2 separate regions of the Homo sapiens genome follow, and region 1 is linked to region 2. The links are chromatin loops, found by intact Hi-C in ENCODE. Cell type or tissue: thyroid gland. All regions are shown on one strand. Links, peaks and the distances in the headings refer to the core of each region. The heading gives the core; the rest is flanking DNA. Region 1 has its middle 14 kb from the start of LINC02747. Region 2 has its middle 59 kb from the start of LINC01488.

Region 1 (9,645 bases), core at 2,501-7,500, 74 kb after region 2:
CAGCTTCCCTTCGTGCAGGGGGCTTCATTCAGGGAGCTTCTTATTCACCTGCCCGGCAGCCTCACTCAGGAGCCGCTTCCATTCTGCCACAGAGAGAAACCAGGAGTGGCAGGACGGGAACTAGAAATGTGGACTCCTGACCTCCTTCCAACTGACAGCAGGATCTTTGCAGAAGGGCCAAAGGCCACCCTTCTGCCAAAAGACTGGGCCTTTTTGTGGATTTTAGAAAGGGAATTGGGTGAGAATATCATCTATTATTGCAACCCTCCCAGTGCGGCTGGGCTGTGTCCCGTATTCGAATCCACGAAACAGATGGCTGTTCACCCTAAAGAACACAAGTGAAGATTTGTTCTGGTGGAACTTTTTCTGTTGCCAAAAATTCCAGGTCAGGTTTTGATGCCAAGTAAGTTATGAGAAAATTCTGGGATTCAGAGGTTTTTGGATTTCAGAATTTGGATAAGTGAGGTGGGTTTGTGTTACTGTCCGTACGGCTATTTTTATTATCTGAAGGCTTGGTCCCCAAAGAGACCTAGCCTCTGCTAATGATGGCTCATGTGGTCTGACTCGAGCCCCAGTTATTCCACCAATAGATTGGAGGTGATCATTGCATCTGCTTACAGAGCTGTTAAAAGGATCAAATGAGGCCCAGCACGGTGGCTCACACCCATAATCCCAGCACTTCGGGAGGCTGAGGCAGGAGGATCACTTGAGCCCAGGAATTTGAAACCAGCCTGGAGAACACAGTGAAACCTCATCTCTACAAAAAAATAAAGAAATGAGCTGGGCATGGTGGCACACACCTGGGGTCCCAGTCACTTGGAAAGCTGAGGCTAGAAGATTGCTTGGGCTTGGGAGGTTGAGGTTCAGAGAGTCGTGATTGTGCCACTGCACTCCAACCTGGGCGACAGCACAAGACCTTGTCTCAGACAAAACCAAACAGATCAAATACAATCACTGCTAGGAATGTGGGTAGTGCCCGGCCTGGCCCACCCCGAAAATGCAATGCGTATTGCTGCTATGATTACTAGGATTGCCTCAGGAGGGTCAGAGTTCACCAACCAAACGAGGGGCTTAGCTGTGCCCACAGCCTCTCCCCCTGGGTCTGTGGCTGCTTTGAAGGAGCCCCAACTTATGACCCAGGCTTGCTTCACCCCTTTCTACCCTCTGTGATCCAGTCACCCCAAAGCCCCCTCCAGCTCAGCCCTTGTCTGCGATTTCCACCTCCAGGTGTCCGGTCCTTCCTTCATGTCTTCCCCCTGGCTTGAAATTCTTGTCCTCACCGTCACGTGTTCTGGAACTGTCTTTCTTCCATCAGGGAGCAGCTCAACTGTTCTTCCTCTGGGAGGAGGGCCCTGGTATCCACAGGGAGTTTCAGTTTCCTGGGGGCAGGAGTGCGTCCAGAGGCTCACAGTGGGTGTGTGTGCATTGGAGAGAGTTTCAAAGGCGGCCCCGGAGCCCCTGCCCAGACCTGCAACGATAGAATCTCTGGAAGTGGGCCCAGAAACCTGCTCTGTACACCCATCTCCGACCATTTAAAATACACTGTGGCCTTGACCCCAGAACGCCTGGCTCCGGCCGCCCCGTGTCCGCTTCCACCACAGCGAGGCGGCATCAATGGCATCCCGTTTCAAGTAGAATAAAATCAACCTGCTTTTCATGTCTGCTCCTGCCAAGGCCTTCTCCCTCCTTCCCTTCCCCACCGGGCTCCAGCCACTCCACCATGCTTGGTCCCACCTCAGGCAGGCCCTGGCCGCCCAGAGTGTCTCAGGAGGCCACATTCCCCTGCTTGAGGCCTCAGCCCCAATAAAACCACCTTGCACTGAGGTTCCTGTGGGTTTTCTGCAGCTGGTCTGCCTGGCTTCAACTTCCCAGGCTACCCCTTATGAGCTGTGGGACCCTGGGCAGGTCACCTTGGCTCTCTGTGACTTAGCTTCCTCCTCTGTGGAATGGGGGAAATAACAGAACTTTCTCCTGCGGTGAGGATGAAAATGGCTTTGACACATTCAAGGTACTGAGTTTGTGCTTAGGAAACACTAACCGCTATGACTCCGTGACCACCCTGTCACCTTGTACCCCATTTTTCTATCCTATTACAGGTTTACGCACTTCCTGTCTGTCTCCTCTATGAGAATGGAGTCTGCGGCAGACACTGTATCTACTCAGTTCACCGCCTCATTCCAAGCACCTAGCACAGCGCCTGGCCCACAGTGGATGCGCAAGAAACCCATGGAATGAATGAATAAATGAATGAACGAGTGGACAAACCACTTCCCCAATACCTAGCTCAGTGCACGGCCTATGACCAGTGCGGGCCAATGCTCGCTAAATATGACCTATTAGTAAATCAGTGAAACTGCTCTTGCTGTAAGGAATTCTGTGCCCTTTGTCCTGGCTACTCCCGGAGCCCTGTCTTGCAGAGGACACCCAGGTGGGTCTTTTGCCCAATTTGTACTTGGCTCTGCTGGCTTTGACATGAAGACCACCACCTTCCAGAAACGCCTCATTTTCTTGGCAGCACCTTCCCCCCATCCTTCCCACCTCTAGCTGCTTCTTCCCAGTGCCCTCTCTCCTCTCTTCTGTCTGTGTTTGGGTCAATGTTCTAGTACCAGGGCAGAATGAGAATCTGGGTGGTGAGGTCAGGGCTGACGGCTTTCTTCAGGTCTAGAAGCTGAGACCAGCTCCCCTGAAATGTACACATCCCAGTGTCTGTCCGCCTGGGTCCTGGCAATGTGCCCACCTGGGCTCCAGGGCCCAGCCTCTGAGACTCCTCGGGGCCTCCCTGAAGGGCGGCTCTGACCCTGGCCTCTAACTCACCTTGCTTTGCTGACTCTCTAGATAAGGCCCCTCTGATCAGAAGCTCATTTTCATAAACCACAGCCACACTCCCTAACCCCACCGCACCGCCTACTCACGTAGGTCTCATGTCTTCCTAGACACCTTGACGCCTGGGCTGGATAATTCCTGCAATGGCCACTTTCCTTATTCATACATTGCAAGTTTCTTCCGTGGCATAGGTGGTCTTTGCTTCTTGGTCTCCTGTTATTGACTATTGTCCTATCATCCGGTCCTGGAAAACCCCAGGGGGAAGATGAGGATATGCTGTTTGTCCTGACCTTCCCTCGGCCTTTCTCTCTGCGTGAGGATTAGCCACAGGCATCCGCAAGGCAAAGGGTGCTTCTAAGGTGCTTGCATCCTAATCCTAATGAGAACCACTGTGCATGAGTGACCTTCCAGCAGAGCCAGCGAGAGGTGTTCTGCCCTGCCCTTCCCTAACCTGTGCCTGACATCACTTTCCCTGGCACTGAGCTGGATGTCCCCACTCCTCCCCAGGTCCCCAGCCCTCTCTCTTCCCTTCTCTCCACCAAAAGGCTAAAAAGATAAACTGCCTAAAGGCAAGGTTCCATTCACTTTTGCTTTAGCTTTTGTCAACTTTGGCAAACAATTGCACAGTGTCTCCTGGTTGTTCTGATGTCGTCTTTGTTCCCACTGAATTTGGTTTCTCCTCCAGGGCTCAGGTAAGATTGCACTCCTCACCAGCTCTGAGAGTGGGTGTGGTCACGGGACTTTTTTGACCAAGGGGGTGCAAGTGAAAGCAGTGTGTGTATCTTCTGGATGGAACTTTAAGAGCCAGTAAATGTTCACTCCTTCCACTGTCCCTGGTCCTCCTGAGATCTTAGAGCCCAGGCTGAGATTGAGCCTCCGAAAGCCTCTGCTCTAGACTGATGGGAAGAAAGGCCTGGGACTCTCACTTGCCACGGAGCGTGAGCAAAAAACAGACATTGTGGTTTAAGTCACTCAGCTTTGGGGAGGATGCTTTTTACTGTGGCATAACCCAGCCTATTCACCAGGCCTCTGCTGGCTGCCTGCATTTCTTAGTTTTTCCATTGTTTTTTTTTCTTGTCCTTTGTCCTTTTCTGTTGATTTATAGTATTTTTTTCCTTATATTAAAAATATTAAGTCTTATTAATGGAATTATTTTGTCACCAGCTGAAAATCTCCTTAAACAGGTGATTGGACCTAGGATTGGACTACTGCCAGAAAGAATGGCATAGATTCAATTGTTCCAAAACGTGAATTGTCATTTTTAGTAAACCTCTTTCAACATTTAGCCAACACAGCGCTAACAAGTCTGATTCGACTCATTGGGTTACCTGCGGGTACATGTTTCAGCTACTTTATCTCCAAGGTTCCTTCAGGAAGCCTCTGTATCCAAAGCTTGGTGTTCTGCTTCTGTTGGCCCCTAGAGCTCCTTAATTAATGATTTTTTTTTTTTTAATAATCAGGTTTGGCTGAAATTATTACAGCAGCCTTTCTCAATGAATAGGCTGTAGAACACAGTGCCATGAAACCAGCTCCTGAAAAACACTAGATCTGGAAAATAGGGTTTCATGGCCCAGAGTTTGGGGAACCGGGCACGAGAGCTGAGTCAGCATCTTTGGCTGTGAAAAATCTCTGCTTAATGTTGGCTGCCACGGGCTCCACAGCCTCTTTGCCATGGCATATCTTCTGGCGTGCCACTGACTCACACCATCATGAAATGAGCGCCATGCAGAACACAATCTTGGGGAAAAGCTTATCTAAGGAATAAAATTACAGGTCCAGATCACTTATATAACTGGCGCTTAGAAGAAGAGCCCACCCACATTATTTTTTGAGGACCCCCATGGCTGATGGTGAACCCCTGCTCTGAGGTGGGTGGCTTCCCTTCAGCCCCACGGCTTGTTGGGGGGCACCCTCCACCCAGCTGTCGCCTTGGGGTAAGGCTCCCCACGGAGCCACCCGAACTCGCTGCTGCTGGAAGCTTGCCAAACTGCGAGTCCTGCGCTTTGCCGGGAGGACAGGTAATCCACCTCCCCGGGAGTCAGTGTTCTCTAACTTGGCTGCACACGAGAATCACCTGGAGAGCCTGAAAAACTTTTCATGCCCAGACCGCACCCCGGACAGATTAGGTCAGAACTGGGGGTGGAACCCAGCGCCCAGTAACTTTGTAAACTCCCAGGTGATTGCAGCTTGCAGCCAAGTCTGAGCACCAGGCTCCAAGTGGGTGCTTCTGTAACTTAGTTCCAACTGGAAGGAGGGCAGGAGCGGGGGACGGGGACTTTGCAGAATCTTGTGGGATTCTGCAAAGTCCCCATCCCCATGGGAGTTGCAAGGTTTGGATTCCACTATGCCTCACCCTCGAAGCTGTGCTCAAGCCTCTTCAGGCGCAGCCACCAGACAGCTGCAGGCCCCTCTACCTCAGCTTATCCCTTGCAGGGGGCCTGAGCCAACCTCTTGTCCCCAGGGATGCTATGATTAAAATGGGCCAGAGGCATCCCTGTGTGTGTGCTGGGACACTGTCCAGTTGCTATTCATGCTGACACTGTCAACATGATCCTGATAAGAAGTTCCTCTTCTTTTTCAGAAGTAGCTGTAGCCCAGTGTCTCCCAGCAGCTTGTTAGTTTTATCCCATGCTCCTTGTAAATTCAAAGGCAGGGTGTGTTTTCCTTTTCACATTGGCTGCCGGGGAACTCAGAGTCAATTTTACTACTACATCACACAGTACACATTGAGGACTTAGGGCATATATTTTGACTTCTGCTTCATCTTATGTTTTCCTCACCTACTAAAAATCACATTGTATTGTGTGCATTTTTGTAATTTTGTAAGCCTCCTAGAATCTTCTTTTTGTGACAAAGTAGGTACGTAAAGTCACAAATCCACAAATAAAAGACAGGCTTCTTTTCTCTAGTTGCTCTTTGGTTGCAGAGTTGTTAGCTCCTCTCTCTTTGCATACGGCGCTGCTCCGGCCCCACCCATCACCCACTCAGCAGTGGCTCCAGCACAGCTCCATCTCCCACAGCCCCTGGCTGGGCCTCCCGGTGGTCTGTGGGCTCCTGGTCCCATCACATGGAGGACTTCACCCTGCCCTCTCCCCAGTCCTCCCTCTTTCGGAAACCTTTCCTGGTGAGACTTGCTGCCAGGTAGAGCCACACCTATGTTGTTTCATGGCTTAGTGGCAGTTGGTCCACAAAACTCTCCCTTCCACCCAATGGCAAGGTTCAGGTTGGTAGCAGCCCACTCTTATTTCTCTCTGTACCCCCCGGGTGGGGTCCCAGGCACAGGGCATGAGCCCTGTGGGGCACCAGGGAGTTGTCTGCTGAGCGGCTTCAGAGTCTCCAAGAGGCTGTGTCCCTCAAAAGTCGGTTCTATGCTGGGTGGGGGACTGTGGGCAGCCTGGCAACCCCAGGTGTGGTGGGATTGATGATGCTCCCAGATGGCACAGGTTATGAACTGTCCTGGCTCCACCCGGGCCCTGCTGCTTAGGAGCTGTGTGACTCCGGGTGACTTCCTTGCCCTCTCCGTGCCTTCCTTTTCTCATAAACAAAATGGGTAAAGAGAGTAGGCTTTTTATGGGGAGAGAACAAGAAAGGGCAGATAAAGCCCAGGGAACCAGCGCAGCCTCTGCTACCCTTAGGATTCTGCAGGGGCAGAAGACTCTCTGCTCCTTAGAGGCTGGGCAGGCAGAGGCCCCTGGGGTTGTCTGTACTCCAGGAGTGGGAATAGCCACAGGCTGAGACAAATTGCAGAATGGTCTCGGGAACCAGGCGCCTGCTGTGTGCCGGGGCCAGCCACAGATCCCTGCGGGGCCTCTGTTTCCCCACCTGCCCTGCTGGGGGGAGTGGGACTGGCCCTGCAGGAGGGTGAGGCTGAGGCCAGAAGGGAAGAAGTGAAGCCTTGAAGCTGTGCCGGCCCCCAGCAGCTGGCCTGTGTGTGATGATTTGGGGCGGGGGGATGGCTCTGGGGGTTTCTGGCTTCAGCCCTCTAGGCTTCCCCTCCTGGTGCCCAGCCTGACCTCTGTTGTGGAGGACCAGGCTCCTAGTCTGGAACCCCAGAAGCCAGCGTGGACCCGGGTCCGCCACTGAACTGGAGGCAGGCTGGCCTGGCCCTGAGCTGTTAGCTGTCGGGGCAGCTGGCTCCAGAGGTTGTTGCCATGGAAACCCAGACTGATGTTCTCCTAAACAGCTCAATTATTTGTGGTTTTTCTGTTGAAGATCCCAGCTAAGCAGGCCAGGACGGTGGCTGGGGTGGGATGGGGGCTGCAGGGCTGCTCAAGGAGGGAGTCCCCTGAGAAGGCCCTCAGCCCTGCCTTAGCCAATCCTTAGGGAAATGGTCCAAAGTCACTGAGATTTTGGGAGAGGGAGGAAGGGTGTGTTTGGAAAAAATGTGCTGAGGTCATCAGGCTTGTTTCCAGAAAAGCTTCTGTGGGAGGGTGTGGGTCCAGCATGCTCCTTAGAAGGAACTGGGGAGGTTTCCCACCAGCCACGGTGCCTGTGCCCAGCCCCACCGGCTGGCATTCGGTGCGGGTGAACTCAGAGAGGTGCCCCATGGGGCACTCAGCCCATGTGCAGGACACGGGGCCATGGCTTCCCCCACTCGTCCATCCCAGCTTTGCCTCTGGGTGCTCATGTGATCTACAGCTCCCCTCGCCTCTCAGAACCTCAATTTCCTCATCTGTAAATGGGAACAGCTTTCCTTGCCCGGCTTTCGGGTGGGGGAGAAGGTCTGAGCTAAGGGGTTCTGCAAGCTATTCAGCAGCCCCTTCTGAGGGACTGGGATGTCCCATGGGGAAGCAGGTATTTGGGGATAAGAGGAATTGTGCAGTGTCCTCAGATCCAAGACACACAGCTGTTTTGGTTTTCAGAAAAGAAACTGGAACCAGACATATCGAGACCTGGGTACCTTGCTGCTGGACCATACAGCAGAGGCTGCGGAAAGCATGCTGTCAGGAATGAGCACAGCAGTGAATCGCACGGGCTGGGGCCCCACACTGCTGGCTTGGAAGATTCTTTGGCTCTTGAGCAACTGGTGTGGCCATGGATGTCTGGGGCCGGGTCCAGGCCAGACACTACGGGTCCCACGTTCGTCCTGTCCACATGAACCCAGGGAAGGTTGATGGGTGACTGGCACGTGCAGTGATGGGCTCACAAATGGCAACGTCTCTTGGAAAATCTTCTAGCAGGAAGGAGGGGAGGAAAGAAAGTTTAAATGGCACAAAAGCAATTCTGCACATTCTAGGCAAGGAGAGCAAATAACACCCACAAGGCGCCACTCCCCTCTCATGCGCCGGCAGACACAGCTAATTGATGACAGAGTTCTTTCCTCCAGCGTCTAGACTCTCCCTCCCAAATCATCCTCAGCCCAGCAACCCTGGCCAACACCCGGCAACCAGGTTTGCACATGAGACAGACCCTTCTCTGCTATCCCTGGGCCAGGTGCTGCCCCTCAGCATCAGTGTCTGCAGATGGTCCCCAGCCTCCAGTGGGTGTAGAGCTGGTGCCGTTCCCATCGACAGCAGCCATGCTGTCACTGTGCGGGTTATCCATGCTCTGGCCTCCCCTGGGCTGAGCGTCCCTCTGCCCTCCCAGCCAGCTGGACTCACCAGTGAGTCTGCATAGAGCTGCTTTTCTCAAGCTCTGTGCCCGGGAATCCTGCAGATTCATACTCTGCAGACTTGGAGCTAGCCTCAGATCCTACCTCTCAAACCAGCTCCCCAGGCAATGCCACTGTTGCTGGTTGGAGAACCACACTGGGAACAGCAAGGGTTCAGACAACACTGAAATAATGAAACAGGGGTGAAGAGAATGGAAGAAGAAAAATGCCAGACACCATAGAATGGAGCCAAGGCTTGCATTTTGATTGGATGAGATGTTTTTCCATCCATGCTGAAGAACCAGGATCTAGAGAAAGCTGCAGGGCCATGCTCCTTCCCCTTTTCAGAAATGCGCTGGGCTTTTCTCCTTCTCTGTACTTCCAGACTCCAGTTGCTACAAGGGAGAAGAACAGTGGGTGAGGTTTGTTCCCCTGAAAACAGTCACTCCCTTTGGATGGCCTGGGGAGGGCTGGGCCGGCTCAGGGCGAGGTTTCCATCTCCCACTCCGGGCTGGAATCAGCCTTCTCCTGTGGCTATCCAGGCTTCTTACCCTGAGGACCCATTCCCTTTTCCAGTGGGGGAATCGTGACCTGGGGGGTGTGTGCACCTCTGGGACTCTGGCAATCTGCTGCAAATACATTGTTCCATTTACTCTGGTTGCATAACAAAACACCCCAAACTTAGTGGCATAAACCACCCTTTGTTATGCTCACAGATTCTGTGGCTCAAGAAATGGGAGCACACCAGGGGAGGCTCCCTCACATGCCTGGCAGTTGATGCTGGCTCTTGGCTGAGACCTCAGCTGGAGCTGTTGGCTAGAAAACCTACATGTGGCCTTTTCATGTGGGTTGGGCTTCCTCACAACATGGTGGCTAGATTTGAAGGGTGAGAATTAAGAGATGGGCGTGGGGCGTGAGAGTGGGAGAGGGAGACAGATTGAGATGGAAGCTGCATCATTTTTGATGACTTGAAAGTCATAGCTCCACTTCTGCCACAGCCTATTCAAGACAGTCACAAAATCCTGCCCAGGTTCATGGAGAGAGGAAATAGACCCTGCCTGTTGATGGGGAGTGGCAGGGTTCTGGAAGAGCACATGGGCCTGGATATATTGTTCTGGCCATTTTTGGAAAATACAATACAGGCTTCCCTCTGGACTCCATCATTTACATTCTTACTGCATGCAAAATAGACTTTTCCTTTTATCTACATTGCACTTCCCCAATCTCTCATC
Region 2 (9,645 bases), core at 2,896-7,895:
CAGGTTTCCTCTCAGTTTCTGCTGTGACCACAGAGCATTTTTTTTTTTTTTTTGAGACGGAGTCTTGCTCTGTCGCCCAGGCTGGAGTGCAATGGCACGATCTTGGCTCACTGCAAGCTCCACCTCCCAGGTTCATGCCATTCTCCCGCCTCAGCCTCCCAAGTAGCTGGGAATACAGGCGCCCACCACCATGCCCGGCTAGTTTTGTTTTTGTATTTTTAGTACAGACGGGGTTTCACCGTGTTAGCCAGGATGGTCTCAATCTCCTGACCTCATGATCCGCCTGCCTCCGCCTCCCAAAGTGCTGGGATTACAGGCGTGAGCCACTGTGCCCAGCCGACCACAGAGCATTTTATCTTCCGCTTGATTACTCTCCCATCAGCCAACAGCAACAGCACGGCCACCTGGCAGGTGCTCAGACCCCAAACCTCGTAGTTGTCCATGGTGTTGCTCTTTTGGTCCCATCCTGCAGCTCAGCGATGTCCGTCAGCATGACTGAGACCTACGTCCAGAACCCCGCATCGCCCCCGCTTCAGCCTCGCTCTGTGGTGCTGCTGGCCTCTCCGTGGCTGCTCTTCCTCCTCCCCGCTTGCCCCTCACCTGGCTCTCCCCATCTTGGCCAGGGCAGGCCTGGCACAGACTCTGTCCAGGCCACTTCTCTTTTAAGGCTCCCCCAAGCCCACAGTTCAACTCCCACGTCCTTAGCATGCTCGGGAAAGATGCCCTGCTCTGGGACTTGGCAGTGGCCGCCCTGCCTGCTTCTCCTCCTCCTTCAGTCCCTGCCCAGCCACCACTCTGCCTCCTTGCTAGGCCTTGGGAAATCGGGCACACTTCTCATTCAAGCCCATGGCACTGACTGCTTTCTGTACCCGGAGCAGTCCTCCCCTGGGGAGTCCCACTACCTCCCTGCAGTTGTAAGCTCCTCACAGCGGCCTTCCTGGGCTGCCCTGCAGACAACGGTGTCCCCATCACCCTGGAGCCTTTGCCCCTGCTTCATTCTCTCCATAGAGCTGTGCTCCACCGGGCGTTCTGTTACCTGCGGACTATGGCTTTCAAATCCATCTCCCTTACCGGAAATGCAAGGTACGTGATGGCAGAGACTAGAACAGTGCCTGCTCCTGCAACATGCTTGTGCTGGGCTGGAAGGTGACCCCACAGAGTCCATGGCCTTTTAGGACCTCAGGGTTCTCCCATGGAAATAGGGTGGGTGCAGACAGAAGAAGATGTAATAAGCTAGCACGAGGTCAGAATGGAGTGGGGTGGGCCCTAAATCCAATGGGTCCTTTGAAGAAGAAGGACATTTGATTACAGGGACGCAGACAGGAGGAGGCCACGTGACTATTGAAGGTGAGACTATTGGGCCATGAGCCAAGCAATGCCAAGGGTGCCACCAACCACCAGAAGCCAGACAAGGCAAGGTAGGATCCTCCCTGGAGCCTTCAGAGACAGTGTGGCTGTGTTAGTCCATTTTCTGTTGTTATAAGTAATTACCTGCGTGATTTATGAAGAAAAGATATTTATTTCTCATAGTTCTGGAGGCTGGGAGGTCCCAGGTTGAGGGGTGCCTCTGATGTGGGGCTTCTTGCTGGCAGGGACTCTCTGCAGAGTCCCGAGGGGCACAGGGCCTCAGATGCCCGGGGGCTCATGAGATATGGCTGAAGTGAGTTTCATCATAGACCCACTCTCGTGATAACTACCCCATTCCCTCCATAAGCCATGAATCCATTATCCCCTGAATGGATTAATCCACTCACGAGGGCAGGATCCTCATGGCCCAGCAACTTCCTGAAGGTCCCACCTCTCAAGACGGCTGCACTGGGAACCATGTTTCCAACACATGAACTTTTGGGGGACACAGTTAAGCCATACTGCATTGTCCCTGCTGACATTTTGATTCTGGATGGCTGGCCTCTGAAACTCTGAGGGAGTAAATGTCTATTGTTTTAAGACACCCAGTTTGTGGGACTTTGTCATAGCAACTACAGGGGATGAAAGCAAGTCTTACATGTCCCAACACATATTCATGGAATGAATGAACCGATGGATGGGTGGCGGGGGATGGACAAGGCAGCGCATTCTACTTCTCTCAGGGGTTTGCCATGACCAGGTGGGTGGGTCCCCCTACCCGTAAGTCACGCAAGCCCGTGAGCTGTGTCTTCTTTGTCTGGGCGTCTCTGCCACACAGTAGACCCTTAGCACACAACTGCGGCATGGACGCCTGTGGAAATCTGGCCGCGCAGTGCTAGTGACCACGTGGCACAGAATGTGGCAGAAGTTGTGCCCCGAGCCCAGAGGTATGGTGCGAAGGAGCATGGAAAGCTGTTTAGACCCTCTGAGGCCACCCAGGCAGCCGGAAAAGCTGAGGCTCTGGGAAGGAAAGTTCTGAGCAAAGATACGCAGGGCCCTGCCAGCAGCCCGAGGAGTGCAGACTGCAGAGTGTGGACTGCGGCAGTGAGGACTGCGGAGTGTGGAATGCAGAGTGCAGACTGCGGAGTGCGGACTGCAGAGTGTGGGGTATGGACTGTGGAGTGAGGAGTGCGGACAGTAGGGTGCGGAGTGCGGAGTGCAGAGCAGAGTGTGGGGTGCGGGCTGGGGACTGCGGAGTGCAGACTATGGCCTGCGGAGTGCGGAGCGCAGAGCGCCAAGTGCAGGGTGCGGAGCGTCGCCTTTGCCCCAGAAATGGGACCAAGGCAACACTTTGTCTCCCGCCTGCAGATGCTGGCAGAGAATTTCCTGGAAGCCACTGTGATATTTCGGAGTGCCCTCGGGGCCTTCATGGAACTCTCATGACAATACGAAGCAGCCCCACTCACGCAATGATCTCACTGTTGCCGGTGGAGTTTTTTTCGTGGTTAATCAAAATCAAAAGGCTTCTAGTCCGGAGAGTCATTGAATCATCCAAAATATTTCTTAACAAGTCCCCCAGGAGCCATCGCCCACCTCACCTCCCCCCGTCCCCCGCCCCGTGTTCCCCCCACCTCATTTTCCCAGTAGATGCTGTTGAAGTTTTAGAACCAGAGAATCAGGTAATCAATTCCCATAGAATCACTTGGGAAAAAAATCCCCTCTCCCCAGGTGAACTCGATTCCTAGATGTTCAAGGGCAGAGAAACACTCTTGGAAAGCAGCCAGGCCTTGTGGGTTGCAAGCATGTGGCCCATAGTTGTTTAAAGCCATCCCCTGCCCTCTTGGAAAGAATGGGCCATGCCCAGGGATGGGATTAGTCAAACATCTTCTTGAATGTTTTGGGTTCAGCAACACCCCACATGGATTTGCCAAGTGATTTCTCATGTAATTATTAACCCCGAGTGTATTCCAAGGGAAATGCAGCCTCGTGTTTCTGATTCACCCAGACTTCATTCAGCAGTATGTGTCACAAGCACTCGCTGGTGTCTGAGATGTCATTGTGACCTCCTAAGAGGCTTTCCTTGACCCCCTCCCCACTGCCCATCATAAGCAGGAGGCTGATTTGTGCCAACTTCCTGTGAACCTGAATACTACCGGGACCCAGCTCAGCTTGAAATTCAAAACCCTGGAATTTCGAGAGGGTTCTCATGGTGTCCAAACATCCTCACCCTGGCAGTGGAAACCAGTCTCCACTGCAGACTGATAACTGAAAGGAAAAGCCCAGAGCGAGAGCCCAGTGGCACCAGGTCCTCACACTGGCACCAGGTCCTCACAGTGGCATGAGGTCCTCACAGTGGCACCAGGTTCTCAGGCCTCCAGAGGCCAGGCTGGCTTCCAGGAGCAGATGCAAGTGCCAGATCTCGTAGCCTGGCTTCCTTTAGGTTCCTGTTCTTGGAGCATTGCTCTGAGGCTGAGATTGAAAAAAACCAATCATGATCCCAGCTGTCCTCTGCTCTGAGGCCTGAGCTGACCCTCAGGGTTGCCCCCAGCTCCTTCTTCAGACTGGACTGGTCCCATGCCTTCCTGGGGGGCTGGAGATGCAGCCTCCCTTCCTACAGCTGTTGGTACTTCTGATGCCATGTATTAGCCAGATCACCAGACCTCTGGAGATGTGGGACCCCCATTCATCTTGTCCCTGCTCCCCATGTACTCCACCGAGAGTCCCGGTTGCCTCTCTGGGGCTCAGTTTCCTCACTTGTCTCAGGTCCAGTGAGATGTGATTGTTCCATGAATCTAAAAGTAGAACGTTCTGGTCCAAGTCGAGGCCCTGGCAAAGCTGCCTTTCCTATCTCTAATTATGTGGCTCCATGACTCACTCATCATAAACCCAAGTCCTCAAGAAATGTCTTAAGGAGGTGGAGGGTTCTCAGAATGAACCTGCCGCCTGAGCCCCCGGCCCATTGTTACATGCACCGGCGCCAGGTACCTTATTCCCACCGTAGTGGGAGCAAGTTCGATGCTAAGAATAAGAGCTAGAGCGACGCTTTGCCTCCGGGGTTTCAGTGGGGGCTGGGGTGTGGAACCAGGGCAGGGATTGGCTTGGGGGCTTGAGCTGCTCTGGTGGGTGGTGTCCTGGGACGCTCTTCTCCTCTCCCACGGAGGCCCTGGGATTGCTGTCTCAGTCTGTGGTGGGTTGGTGGGGGCAGGGGCGGGCAGAGAAAAGGTTTTCAAGACCCTGAACCATCACCAAGCCCAGCAACCGGCCATTGTCCCTTTAGGGGTGCAGAAGGTGGTCCTGTGTGCAGTGGCACCAGCATTGTCAGCTCAGAGAAAGCAGCCATGACCCTGTGGAGTGTGGTTGAGTTGGGGGAAGTAAGGAGAAAGTGGAGGGACGGCCAGGGTAGGTGGGGTGGGTAAGAAGCGGGGATCGGGGTGGGGCCCGGCCCCGGAGACTTTTCTCCAGCAGAACACAGAACCATAGGAGCGGTATTTTTCCTACTTCCAGGCCAAATGGGCTTGCACGGGAAGCCTGCTCCAGTTCATGGGGAGGGGATGGTCTATGGGAACCAGAGAAGCCCGCCCTGCACCCAGCGGCCGCTTCCTGTAATGCGCTCTGCCCCCAGGGAATTCCCACGGAGCTGCCCAGGAGGAGCCGGGCCAGCGGGCAGCTGGGCCTTCCTGCCAGGCCAATGCCAGGGTGAGTTCCAGCGCCTGTGTCATTCTGCCGCCCAGGCTGGGCAGTGGCAGGCGCGTCCCTCTCCCAGGGTCTTTGTCCTTTCCCTGCCTTCCCAGGAGGGGCCAGGCCCTTGGAAAGGGGGAGGAAGACGAGGGAGAAAAGGGAGAGAAACTGGCTCCCAGCACTCAAAATAGCCATCTCCTTCTATGTGTTGATTTTCTGCTTTAAGCCAGGCTGGGGTGGAGGCCAGGAGTGGGGCCTGTGACGCTGATTTTCAATTCCTCCTGTGAGATTCCAGTCAGGTGGCACTCAAGCAGAGACTTCCTCCCTTCTGAGACAGGGAAGTGCCTCCGTGGAGGGGAGGGGCCTCAGTTCTGCAGAGGAGCCTGGGGTGCTGAGGGGGTGTGGGTGCCGAGATGGGTGGTAGAGGGGTGGCCCTGCAGATACAGGGTCTTACTCACATGCACTGCTGCAGCGTCCTCGCCCAGGGGGGCTTCGGGCCCTCAGGGGCAAATTCTGGCAAGTTTGTAAGTTTAATTTTTTCAGTGGATGAGGCATTCACGTGGTTACAAAACCTAAAAGTAGGCAATGAAGGGAAGCCACAGCTCCCTCGGTCCCCTGCGGCTGAGAGGCTGTGGGCACCGGCACACGCCGTCTTACCTCTCCCTTCTATATCCCGCTGTGGCAAATGCTGCCTCACTCTTGGGCACGCTGCTTCCTCATGCCACTGTCTAACCAGGTTTTTGGAGCCTTCCAGAATTCTGGGGCCTGAGAAGTCTCCTTTCCTTCCCATCTCTTTCCCTCTCCCTTCCCTTCCCTCTTCCTTCCCTTCCCTTCCCTTCCCTTCCCTCTTTCCTTCCTTCCTTCTGACTAACTGGCTGTGAGTGGCTTTGTTGAGTGGGTGCCTGACAGGAAAGAGAAAGTGACTTTTTGGAGGCCTCAAAGATGAAATCAGGGAATCCAGGGGCCTGCTGCTGGATCTGATGGTGGGGCCTGGTTGGGAAGGCTCGGTGCACTGTGGGCTGCAGGTGCTGGCACCAGGCAAGTCGGAGGCTGCCCCTCCCGTCCTTTCACTGCAGCTGGCCTGAAGCCCCTGGCTCGGTCCCCCGCCACGTTCTCAGCAGCGGGTGGCCTGTGAGCCAGGGCCCATCATCCCTGATGCTATTCCGCTTACTGGCGAAAGCAGAGGTCTGGGTTTTGGGTCCACCATAGCTCAGAGCCTCAGGTCCTCACCCAAGGCCTCAGTCCCCTAGCCTGGCCCACAGGCAGGAGTCTGGCTTGAAGCAGAGCCCTGACCAATCCACCTCCTCTGCCCACATTCTCTTGCTGGATGGCTGCCATCCACATGAGAGGGGCTGGGCATGTCCTGCCAGGGCTTCCTCCTGCCCACTCCAGCCCTGCTGCAGGCCCTGATCTCCAGGAGGAAAAGGCAGCCTGGGTACCTTTCCAACAGAGGCATTGCTTCCTTCCTCCCTCCGTCCCTCCCTCCCTCCCTCCCTTCCTTCCTTCCTTCCTTCCTTGAATTAACTGGCCCTGAGTGGCTCCACTGAGTGGGTGCCGGAGAGAGACAGCATTGACTATGACATGTCACTTGTCCTGGGGGAGGATGATTGGGGGTGGGGGACAGCTATGTCAACTGTCAGTGATCAAGACCCAGGACAATGTGAGAAACCAGCCAGGGGAGACTTGGGACAAGGTCAGGAGGGTTGGCGTTGGGGGCGAGTCCTAAAGAGTAACAGAAAGGACTTAATCAGACACAGTTGGGGTGTAGCCTCGGAGCTGCTCAGCTCATGGCCCCTCCCAGCAACCCTGCCTTGTGGCTGCTGGTCCCTGGGTCCCTGCTTTACAGCTGAGGACCCTCTGTGGTGGCTCAGCTGGAGGTGCCAGAGCCAGACTCTGCCTGCGTCCCCCAGCTTTGGTCAACTTGGGTCAGGTTCCCCAGCTGCAGAGTTGAGGCCCCCCAGTTCCAGCCCATCTCCTTTCTGCACGTGTCTTCATCAAGCCTTGACTTTGAGAACCACCGGCTGAAAGCAGCCCCTTTGCTCTCAATGCTCCCTAAGCAGTGGCCCTGCCGAGTCCCTGCTCTGCTGGGGTCAGGACCATCTAGACCAAGGAAGGAGGAAGTGACTTTTTGGTGGCCTCAAAGATGAAATCGGGGATCCAGGGATGCAGGAGGCCTTTCTTTAGAGGAGTGAGGGGCAGGAGGGAAGCAGATTTATGCCCTCGGAAATCAGCTCGGGAAGAAGACTGGTAGGGGCTGGGCACTGGGGGTTCTGGAGCCACATCCCCCAACATGGCCATCCTCTGGTTGGGATGGGTCAAGTGCTCCCATGACCCACACAGCACCGTTCAGAAGGCTCTGCAATCACACCGGGCACCCACTGGGTGCTGGGCCTGTGCCTCAAGCTCTGGAACATATGGGGGCCTTAGCAGCCCCACCATCTCCATCAATCCCCTCTACACAGCCCTCAAACATGAACAAAACATTCAGTGTGGACAATGTTCTGTAATGTTTGAAGAAAGCTTCCTCAGACAATCTCGATTTTTCCTATTGATTTGCACCATTCAGAAAGAAAAAAGTGTGACTTTCCGGTTATCAAGGCCTCTTGACTTAGGCGGCCACCCAAGGGGTACCCCTGCTTCTGGGGGCTCCGTGCTGTAGCGTTTTGAAGATAGAGCAAGGTGGGGCCTGCTCTTGTGTCCAGGCAAGGGATGCAATGTGACTCCAGCACACACACGGCGTTTCCCCAGTGGCCAGAGATATTTCAGAAGAAACACGGTGCCCCTTTACAGGCACCAGGTGACCCACGGGCCGTGTGTCCAGTCTGAGGCCCTGTGCTGGCATTTGGTGACATCCATATTTGAAGCCAAACTCATTTTCTCATGCATCCCCTCAGCCCCTCCAGCCGCGTGCCCTCCGTTGCCAGACATGCTTCTTCTCTCCACGTAGCCTGTGGGTCTCCCCTCCGTCAGCCCAGACCCAGTTCTGGCTCCTTCTCCAGGTGCCTGGCACATGCTGGCTTCCCACAGGGCACCACCTGGCTCCACTTTGCGTGTGGGTGTCTGGTCTTGTCCAGACTGGAGGCTGATGGAGTTCAGGGACTCTGCCTCTCCTTCTTACCTATCGATGAATCCCACAGTGCCCAGCAAGCTCCCTTTAATGTGCCAGATACTCAGGACAGCTTCCTAAATGTTAAAAGCAACATTTTTTTCTGCTTATTAAAAAAAGAATCCGCGCTCATTGTAAGCAAGTTGGAGAATACTCAAGGGTATAAAGAAGAGCAAGTCAAAATGATCCCATAACCTTCAGAAGACCCCTGCCTGGGAATAGTTCATTATTTTTTGGTATTTTTTTCTGTATTTACATATATGTATAATTATATAATTGTAGACACACATGTTATTTAAATATAATTAGCATCAAAGTAACCCGTGTTTACTAAAAGCTTCCGCACACTCGATTGGTGAAAATGGCGCCCACAGTATTTCCAGTGCATTTCTAAACAAGTGAAGGGAGGGGCCTGGGGAGTTGAGGCGTGCAGCACAGGTCCTGCTGGAGTCTGCCTATACCGGGCTCCAGGAGATGCCCGGGCAGAGGGAGGACACGTGCAGACATGGGCACAGGAACCAGCCCTTCATTCATTCACTGACTCAGTGCACCTGACCCACCTGGAGGCTGGAGGTCCAGGAACAAGGTGATGGCTGATTCAGTTCCTGGTGAGGGCTCCCTGCCTTGCCGGTGTGCAAGGCTGCGTCCGCTCTGTGTTCACATGGTGGGGGTGGAGAGACAGCTCGCAAGGACTCTCTTTCTGGTGTTGCTTCTCATAAGGGCACTAATTCCATCATAGGGCCCCACTCTCAGACCTTCCCTAACCATAGTCATCTCCCAAAGACCCTGTCTCCAAATACCTTCACTCTGGGGATGAGGATGTCCTCATAGGAGCATGGGAAAGACACAGTTCAGTCTATTCCAGGAGACATAGTTCAGTCCATCCCAGTTCAAGGAGACAGGGGGCAGGGCCCGAGGAGCTTCTCACAAGACTGGTGCTGCTGGTGGGGAATGAGCTCAGTGAGCAGACAGGATGCGGCTATGGCAGAGCCTGCAGGCAGGAGCTTCTGGAAAGAGGACTAGGGTGCTGGGGATGGATGGGGCATGATGGGCATGAGGGGAGGGAGGGGCCTGGGCCGAGGAGGGGGATGCTAGCTGGGCCAGGCAAGAAGTGGTCTGGGCAGGCGGGAACCCTGGGGCGAGTGTGGGGGGGCTCTGTAGAGCAGCGGGGCTGAGCAGCAGGAGGGCCGGATGCTGTGGAAGGGCATGGACTTTTCTTATGGGTGACAAGGGACTGTGGGATGCCACAAGCAGCTCCTTCACACTCTGGAACATTCTTGCATTGTTGTAGAGGGTGAAACAGAAGTGATTTTCATACTCTTAAAAAATATATTTTATGCCAGGCATGGTGGCTCCTGTCTGTAATCCCCAGCACTTTGGGAGGCTGATACGGGAGAATCACTTAGCCCCAGAGAAGTTCCAAGAACAGCCTGGGCATCATACATAGCGAGACTCGTTCTCTAAAAAATACAAAAAAATTAGCTGGGTGTGGTGGCACGTGCCTGTAGTCACAG

The links. A loop is a pair of places that touch in the nucleus more often than their neighbours do. Peaks named below come from ENCODE experiments on the same cell type or tissue, not always from the same donor. Only the 100,000 strongest peaks of a DNase experiment are listed, where the experiment ranks them.
Region 1: it touches region 2 in a loop (1.8-fold over the local background); 1 of 110 quality-filtered maps calls a loop at or near these places.

What each region holds. Positions count from the first base shown.
Region 1 is chr11:69,461,021-69,470,665 of GRCh38, reverse strand. No RefSeq gene overlaps it. Among named protein-coding and RNA genes, the nearest start is that of LINC02747, 14 kb to the left of the region's middle. RefSeq lists enhancers at 6,248-6,981, 8,826-9,394. In thyroid gland, for the core only: no CTCF peak of the experiment used is centred there; a DNase peak (open chromatin) is centred at 4,945.
Region 2 is chr11:69,535,645-69,545,289 of GRCh38, reverse strand. No RefSeq gene overlaps it. Among named protein-coding and RNA genes, the nearest start is that of LINC01488, 59 kb to the right of the region's middle. RefSeq lists cis regulatory regions at 5,869-5,872, 9,551-9,552 and enhancers at 5,795-5,939, 5,958-6,618, 7,366-7,865, 7,866-8,367, 9,480-9,624. In thyroid gland, for the core only: no CTCF peak of the experiment used is centred there; DNase peaks (open chromatin) are centred at 3,169, 3,489, 5,329, 6,359 and 1 weaker place; H3K27ac peaks cover 3,727 bases.